Linked DNA regions of Homo sapiens: region 1 is linked to region 2. A link is an interaction called in ENCODE POLR2A ChIA-PET data of the cell type or tissue named here. Cell type or tissue: GM12878. All regions are shown on one strand. Each heading gives the region's core, and the rest is flanking DNA. Links, peaks and the distances in the headings are about the cores only.

What was found. Peaks named below come from ENCODE experiments on the same cell type or tissue, not always from the same donor. Only the 100,000 strongest peaks of a DNase experiment are listed, where the experiment ranks them.
Region 1: POLR2A ChIA-PET joins it to region 2 with 5 read pairs; 2 of 35 experiments call an interaction of 5 or more read pairs at or near these places.

The regions. Positions count from the first base shown.
Region 1 is chr12:122,899,658-122,904,047 of GRCh38, reverse strand. No RefSeq gene overlaps it. Among named protein-coding and RNA genes, the nearest start is that of VPS37B, 5.7 kb to the right of the region's middle. In GM12878, for the core only: no CTCF peak of the experiment used is centred there; a DNase peak (open chromatin) is centred at 2,227; H3K4me3 peaks cover 590 bases; H3K27ac peaks cover 1,520 bases.
Region 2 is chr12:122,709,209-122,713,598 of GRCh38, reverse strand. MIR9902-2 (microRNA 9902-2) reads left to right here and starts at 4,175; the gene lies at 4,175-4,267. In GM12878, for the core only: no CTCF peak of the experiment used is centred there; no DNase peak of the experiment used is centred there.

The DNA.
Region 1 (4,390 bases), core at 113-4,112, 190 kb before region 2:
ACAGTGGTCGCCCATGGGGAGAAAGGATGAACAGTTGGTGGCCAAGGAGAACTTAGTTTCTTTGTCCTAATTTATTTATTTGTAAAGGATGATGGCGTGGAAGACTAAATAATAATTCCCCAATTACACCCACATCCTCATGCCCTGCCAGCGTTGTTTTGTGTGGTACAAGGTCTTTGCAGGTCTGATTAAGCGAAGGGCCTTGCGGTGGGGAGTGGCGCCTGGGCTATCCAGGTGAGTCCAATGTCATCACAAAAGGCTTCCTAAGAGGGAGGCAGGAGCGTCAGGGTCAGAGGAGGCAATCTGAAAACAGGCAGAGATTGACCGAGGCCCCTAGAAGCTGGGAGAAAAGCAAGGGAGCTGATTCTCCCCTCTGAGTTTCCAGAAAGAACCAGGGCTGCCAACATCTTGACTTTAGGACTTCGTGATTTTGGACTTCTGACCTGCAGAACTGTAAGAGAAGAAATGAGTGTTGCTTAAGCCACTAAGTTAGTGGTTGTTTGTCACAGCATAGGAAATGAATACAGGATTCATAGCTTCCCTGTACAGTTAAACATTATGCAGTTATATAAATAGAAAGGCTTGGGAGGAGGGAGTAGATTTCGAGTGCATCAGATAAGGCACCCCCCTCTTGAAAGAAGAGCGTAAACTAGGTGGGTTTCTGTAGCACTGACGTTGAGGGCAACAGGTCCAGGAGGTGAAGAGGTGGGGGTGACTGAGGTGGGAGCTGACATAAGATCATTAGCATATGCAGAATCACCTCGAGAAGGACCGCAAGGTAAGAGCAGAATAAACTGGTATCTTCACACATTTTCTGCCTAAGACGAGACATGCAAAATTTCACAGTGATTAGAATGTTCCAGATTTAGTGCCTGGATTAACACCTTCTGCTGAGAAGAATCTTCACTTGAAAAAAAAAGAAGAAAACACCCTGCATGGAATTCAAAGGAAAAAAAAAAAAAAACACCAACGTTATTTTCAGCACTACTAGGGGAAAGGTAAATTCAGGCAACACCTGTTGAATAGGTTTCAAGAGTTTTTGGAACCAGCTATGGGTCAGCTAATGTCGCTAAGGAGTTATATTGATTTGTCCTTAGCTATATGATTGCAAAGTGACACGTTCCATATAAGTAGAGTGTGATCTCTCTTGCTTTAAAAAAAAAAAGTAAGTGGGTAGGAGGGTGGATATGAATATAGTTGCTTGAATAAGCACTGAAAAAACTTCTGGAAGGAAACACAAGTTGTTAATGGTTTTTGTTTGACCCCCTTATCTACTATTTGAATTTTATTTTATGCCATTTTATTATTATTTTTGAGACAGGGTCTCGCTCTGTCACCCAGGCTGGAGAGCAGTGGCACGATCATATCTCACTGCAGCCTCCAAATCCTGGGCTCAAGCAATCCTCCTGACTCAGCCTCCTAAGTAGCTGGGACTACAGGCATGTGCCACCATACCCAGGTAATTTTTTTTTTTTCGAGACAGGGTCTCCCTTTGTTGCCCAGGCTGGAGTACAGTGGCACGATCACTGCTCACTGCAGCCTCGACTTCCTGGGCTCAGGTGATCCTCCCATCTAGTCTCCCAAGTGCTGGAATTACAGGCATGCATCACCACGCCCGGCTAATTTTTGTATTTTTAGTAGAGACAGGATTTCACCATGTTAGCCAGGCTGTTCTCGATCTCCTGACCTCATGATCCACCCGCCTCGGCCTCCCAAAGTGCTGGGATTACAGGCGTGAGCCACCACGCCCAGCCCGTACATGTTTATCTTTTTAAAAATTCTAGAACCGAAACAAAACTGATCACTGTGGCTACCTCTGGGACATGGGTTCAATAGGGTTTGTTGTTAACTTTTCAGCTTACACACTTCTCACAGTTTAGACAGTTTTTACAGTAAACAAACGTTATTTTTAAGTATTTGGATGTTAATTTGTATATTTTATTATAAATAGTTCAAATTTATCAAAAGGAATAGATAATAATATAAGCCCATGACTCAGTTAAGAAATTCAAGGTGCAAATTACTTTTGTAACTAAAGAAGCAAGCAAACAAAAACCTATAAAGGTTTCCTAAAAAAAAACAAAACAAAACAAAACAAAAAACCACCTTGAGAGGGTTTCAGTTTCTAGTTTCTCTCTAGAGAATTTGCAAACCCAATGCCTGGAAATCCTGTCTTTGTACTTTTACCTATGTGTAAACCAACTCAAGTGTTATAACCACTTAGACGTAAGGTTTTTCAACATTGTCAGGGTTCGAGGTGAATGTTAGAGCTGAGTTAATTTCTTAGTGGATGAACCTAATCTTCTTGAAACTGTCAGGCTTATCGCAATGCATATAAGCAGAGAACAGGCTGTTGCCTCTGTGGTTTATCTGCGGTGTCAAGGCAAATCAGGCAAAAAATGCTGCAGGGCCACTTTCTGAAGGCTATTTTAATGAGGAAAGCAAGGTTCTGGGACTTGAAAACAGTTGGGGTCCTCTCTAGGGGTGACCAGAGAAATCATTCATAAGGGAAGCAAAAGCTAAGTGGTCTTGCCAGGCGCGGTGGCTCACGCCTGTAATCCCAGCACTTTGGGAGGCCGAGGCGGGCGGATCACGAGGTCAGGAGATCGAGACCATCCTGGCTAACACAGTGAAACCCCATCTCTACTTAAAATACAAAAAATTAGCCGAGCGAGGTGGCGGGCGCCTGTAGTCCCAGCTACTCGGGAGGCTGAGGCAGGAGAATGGTGTGAACCCCAGGGGGCGGAGCCTGCAGTGAGCCAAGATTGTGCCACTCACTCCAGCCTGGGCGACAGTGAGACTCCGTCTCAAAAAAAAAAAAAAAAGTTAAGTGGTCTTGCAGTTGTTCTCCCTGGCTGGGTTGATCAACACAAGAGGTAAAAATAGCTTTATCACCTCTTTTTAAATATGAAATAATGATGCAAAACAGAAGCATTTTTGTTGAGAGATAAAAAAAAAGAGCAAGATTAAGACCCCCATCTTCCTTTAAGTAAATAGTAAGAAAAGTGAATTTTCAGTAACACTCCAGCAGGGAGTTTAGTGAAAATCAGGCTGTGAAAATCTGCCCTGCTCTGTTTCATGGCATATCACCCAATACATTTTTATTTATTGTGGGTTGGTGCAGCACGTAAGTTTGGGTTTGCAGGATTTTATTATTTTTGTTGGTGACCATTTTGGTTTTGCCAGTGATATTTAATAAACTCTTTTTTGTTTTTCTTGAGGTTGTGAGCAGCTACATTTACATTAGTTATATTCGTTTTCTTCCTTTTAGTTAAAAAAAAAAATACAAAAATCCTTGGCCGGGTGTAGTGGCTCACTCCTGTAATCTCAGCACTTTGGGAGGCCAAGGTGGGTGGATCACCTGAGATCAGGAGTTCGAGACCAGCCTGGCCAACATGTTGAAACCCCGTCTCTACTAAAAATATAAAAACTAGCTGGGTGTGGTGGCATGTGCCTGTAATCCCAGCTACTCAGGAGGCTGAGGCATGAGAATCACTTGATCCTGGGAGGCGGAGGTTGCAGTGAGCTGAGATCATGCCACTGAACTCCAGCCTGGGCGGCAGAGCGAAACTCTGTCTCAAAAAAACAAAAACAAAACCAAAAAAAACTTCAATCCACAAGCATTGTTGTAACCTTAAAAAAAAAATCACTAACTTCTCCACTAACAACTTAAATACTTTGTTACCCTCGAGTCTTTGTCCTATAGAAATATAGCTTGTTCATTATAATCAGTCTGTATACACATTATACATGTGATATATATACACAGACACACACACATACAGAGAATGAGAGAGAGAGACAGAGAAAGAGACAGGGTCTTAATCTCTTGCCCAGGCTGGAGTGCAGTGGTGCGACCACAGCTCACTGCCGCCTCAACCTCCTGGGCCTCACCAATCCTCCCACCTCAGCCTCCCAAGTAGCTGGGACCACAGGCATGCGTCACCGTGCCGGGCTATTTTTTTTTAATTTTATATTTGTAGAGACAGAGTCTCCCTCTGATGCCCAGGATGGCCTTGAACTCCTGTACTCAAGGGATCCTCCCACCCCAGGCTTCCAAAGTGCTGGAATTACAGGTGTGAGCCACCATGCCCAGCCTACATTTATATTTTGCCTTTGTACCTTAACTCATGTTGCTTTTTCCACGTAGCTTCATAGTCTTTGCGTATCTTATTTTAATGGCTGAAAATATACCATTGATCAGATTTACTACAATTTACTTAACCATTCCCATAGTGTTGGACATTTAAGTTCTCATAATGTCATTTATTCACCCTCCCCTCCTATGACCATTCTATAGACCTCCGTCTTCCAGGCTGAAGTGACTCTCCTGCCTCAGCCTCCCAAGTAGCTGGGACTACAGGCATATGCCACCACACCTGGCTAATTC
Region 2 (4,390 bases), core at 275-4,274:
AGGCATTCCATCAGTTCTTTGTTTTTTTTTTTTTTTTGAGACCGAGTCTCACTCTGTCATCTAGGCTGGAGTGCAGTGGTGTGATCTGGGTTCACTGCAGCCTCTGCCTCCTGGGTTCAAGTGATTCTCCTACCTCAGCCTCCCCAGTAGCTGGGATTACAGGTGTGCACCACCATGCCTGGCTAATTTTTGTATTTTTAGTAGAGATGGGCTTTCGCTGTGTTGCCCAGGCTGGTCTCCAACTCCTGACCTCAGGTGATCCACCTGCCTCAGCCTCCCAAAGTGCTGGGATTACAGGTGTGAGCCACTGTGCCCAGCCTCATTCCATCAGTTTTATGTATTAAGCGCCAACTGTGTGCCAGGCGCTGTTCTGGGTGGTGGAGATAGAACAAGGAACAAGGCAGCCACAGTCCTCTTCTCATCGAGCTGACTTTTGGAGTGGGGAGACAGGCAGGAATAAAAAGGAGCCTTGGGGTGGCTATGGGTGTCATGACTATGGTGGAGTGGGACAATGGGGATAAAAAGTAACCGGGGCTGGGGTGACTGGGATGGCTTCTATGAGGCATTGACCCTGAGCTGAGCCATGAATGACTAAACAGAAAAGCAATGCAAAAGTCTGGGGGAAAGACACGCCAAGCAGAGGGAATGGTAAGTGCAAAGGCCCTGAGGTGAGAATTAGGTTGGTGACTGCATGTTCATTTCCTGTGGCTGGGTGGCTTGGAACAATAGAAATGTATTCTCCCACAGATCTAGAAGCTAGAAGTGCAGAATCAAGGTGTTGGCAGGGTTGGTTCCATCTGGAGGCTAAGGGAAAATGTTTCATGCCTCACTCCGAGCTTTCGGAGACTGCTGGCACTCTTGGACTTTCCTTGGCTTGTAGACGCTTCACTCCAATCTCTGCCCCTGTCACCACATGGTGGTCCCCTCTGTGTCCTCTCCTCTTCTTACAGACACCTGTCTTTTCTTTTCTTTTCTTTTCTTTTCTTTTCTTTTTTTTTTTTTGGTCTGTATTTGAGACAGAGTCTCGCTCTGTCACCCAGGCTGGAATGCAGTGGCTTCATCTCGGCTCACTGCAACTCTGCCTCCTGGGCTCAACCGATTCTCCTGTCTCAGCCTCTCACGTAGCTGGGATTATAGGCATGCACCCCCACACCTGTCTAATTTTTCTATTTTTAGTAGAGACAGGGTTTTGCCATGTTGGCTAGGCTGGTCTTGAACTCCTGACCTCAGGTGATCCACCTGCCTCAGCCTCCCAAAGTGTTGGGATTACAGGTGTGATCCAGCAGGCCCGGCCATAAATATGCCTGTCTTTATAACCCACCCTAATCCAGGATGCTCTCATCTTGAGATCTTTACCTTAGTTATACCTACAAAGACCCTTATTCCAAATAAGGTTGTATTCTAAGGTTTGGGGTGAACATAGCTGTTGGGAACCAGAACTCAACCGACTATAGTGAGGAACAATGTGGCCAGCACGATGAGCGTGGGGCCTGCCATATAGTGAGGTCGTGATCCCCTTTCAGACAAAAGTAATGAAAGACTTGAGATGAAGATCATACTATATTTAAATGAAAAAGTTTCTAAACAGAATATGATATCCATTTTCTTTTAAAATACGTGTATCTGTGTACTTGTGTATGGAACAACAGACTACAGGAACACACACCAGGCTGGGCACAGTGGCTCACCCCTGTAATCTCAGCACTTTTGGAGGCCAAAGCGGGTGGATCATGTGAGCCCAGGAGTTCAAGACCAGCCTGGGCAACATAGCAAGACTCCATCTGTACAAAAAATATAAATATTTAGCCAGGCATGGTGGCACACACATGCAGTCCTAGCTACTTGGGAGGCTGTGGTGGGAGGATCACTTGAGCCCAGGAGTTTGAGGCTGCCGTGAGCTATGATCAGGCCACTGCACTCCAGCCAGGGCGACAGAGTGAGACCTTGTCTCAAAAAAAAAAAGAAAAAAGAAAGAAAGAAGGAAGGAAGGGAAGGAAAAGAAAAAAGAAAGAAAGAAGGACGGAAGGGAAGGAAAAGAAAGAAAGAGAGAGAGAAGGAAGGAAGGAAGAAAAGGAAAGAAAGAAAGAAGGAAAGAAAGGAAGAAAGAAAGAAAGAAAGAAAGAGACAGAAAGACATTCTGATACTCAGGCTGAGCCATTGGAAAGTATCTTCTACATTTGCTCTGTGTGTGTGTGTGTGTGTGTGGGTGTGTGTGTGAAAGGAGAAAGAGGAAGAGGAAGACAGAATTTATGTATGTAGATCTGTCTATGTGTCTATATATTGGAAAAGGTGGTTATAATCATATATGCATCTATTTTGCATTACTGCCTTTAAACCTGTCTTGCAGCTGTTTATTTTGGGGGCTTAGTTCTTGGGGTCACCAGATTCATGAGTTCACTCTCTGCTATGTAGACCAGAACTTCCTCACAGCTCTTCCCAACAATCTCTTTCCAGCATCAAGAGATTATCCCTAAGTCTAGATCCATAAAATCAGAGGAGCAAGATCATGTTCATTTCTGATTCTTTGAGCTCCCTTCCCTTTCGAGGTTCATTCTCTTATTTGCCCCACAATGCCTTACCTGAAGTGAGGGTGAAACCGCCTTTGCAAAAATTATAACGGAGAAAATTATGATGGTGAAATAGATCTAACCTCACTCCATCTTTCTTCTAACCTCCAAGCTGTCCTTGTTCAGTACTGGGCATAGGCCATACTAACTTCGGGAGGAACTTGTTTATAGTTTAACTTTGAAACAAAGACAATAACAGCCCTTTCCCAAAACGAACCCCCTTCCTGCCTGAGGGCTAGACTGCCTTTGCAGGACTAACAAATTAGCTATAAGATTAGAAATTACGGTTTACCAGCCATGCAGCCTCTGGCTGCAAGATTCTGAACCTTCCCAAATTGCTCCTGGGAATAACATCACTGTTGCAAAACCTAAAATCAGTGCTTGAGGTATTTTGCAGACCCTGCACTCTGATGCACCCCCTGACACCACCCAGTCCAGTAATCTGGCTCAACCAGTTCTGCCATCCCACCCAGGAACAGAAGACAGTAAGAAAACTCACTTTGACCCCTATGATTTCATCTCTAACCCAGACAATCAGCATTCCCCACTTCCCAAGCCCCTACCTGCCAAATTAGCCTTAAAAACGCTGATCCCGGATTCTCTGATTTGAATAATGATAAAACTCTGGTCTCTTGTACAGATGGCCCTGCAGGAATTAAACTTTATTGCAATTCCCCTGTCTTGTTTTTTTTTTTTTTTTTTTTTTCTTTTGAGACAGAGTTTCACAGGCTGGAGTGCAATGTCGTGATCTCAGCTCACTGTAACCTCTACCTCCCCGGTTCAAGCTATTCTCCTGCCTCACCCTCCCAAGTAGTAGGGATTACAAGCATGCACCACCATGTCCGGCTAATTTTGTATTTTTAGTAGAGATGGGTTTTCATCATGTTGGCCAGGCTGGTCTCAAATTTCTGACCTCAGGTGATCTGCCTGCCTTGGCTTCCCGGAATGTTATGATTACAGGCGTGAGCCACCTGGCCTGGCCCCGTCTTGATAAATTGGCTTTGTCTAGGCAGTGGACAAGGAGAACTCCACTGGGTGGTTGCAAATCTGGGGAGTCATCCGGGACCATCCTTGTGGATACCTGCCTGACGTTTGTTAGCCCTCCACCAGCGATGGATCTGGAGGCCCGCCCAAGTGGCAATTTAGTTCTTGGACTGGGGGCTAACTGTAGCACCGTCTCTACCAGCAGGGTGTTGCCAACTCATGGTGCATGGATTCAAATGCAATAAACAGTCCTGGGGAGATGTCCCGCTCCTGTAGCCCCATCATGGGTGTCTGATTTGGTGAGTATTCTAGGTGCTTCCAACAACCTCATCCTTCTGACCTGCTGGCCTCTCTGAAGGGGGTGTCTGCTCTAACTGGATCAAGAATAGGGGACTTGTTTGGAGGAACATTCTTGGTTTGTGATTTGGTCTGGAGTCTCTGTCTGCAAGTCCTTCTGCTTGTCTTTTTCACTTGAGTGTTTGTGTATGTACAGGAATTGCTGATGGAAGTCCAACAGGCTCTCCTAGTTTGTCTGGTCTGTCACATTTGCTGAACCCTGAAGGAACTGTTAGCGGAAGCGCAACAGGCCTGACTCGTGGTGATTTTCCATTGTTCTGGAAGCTGCAGGGAAAGGGAACCCAGAAATCTGGTATGCCAGCAAAGAGAGTAAGAACTTCTGACAAGCCAGGCTTCTGGTCTCTCTCTCTCTGTCTCTCTCTCACTCTCTCTCTCTGTGAATGGTAAACATCATTGTTTGTCTCCTCTGCAAGGGTTTGATTAATTGAAAAAAGGATTTATAACTGGGCACAGTGGCTGTAATTCCAGCACTTTGGGAGGTC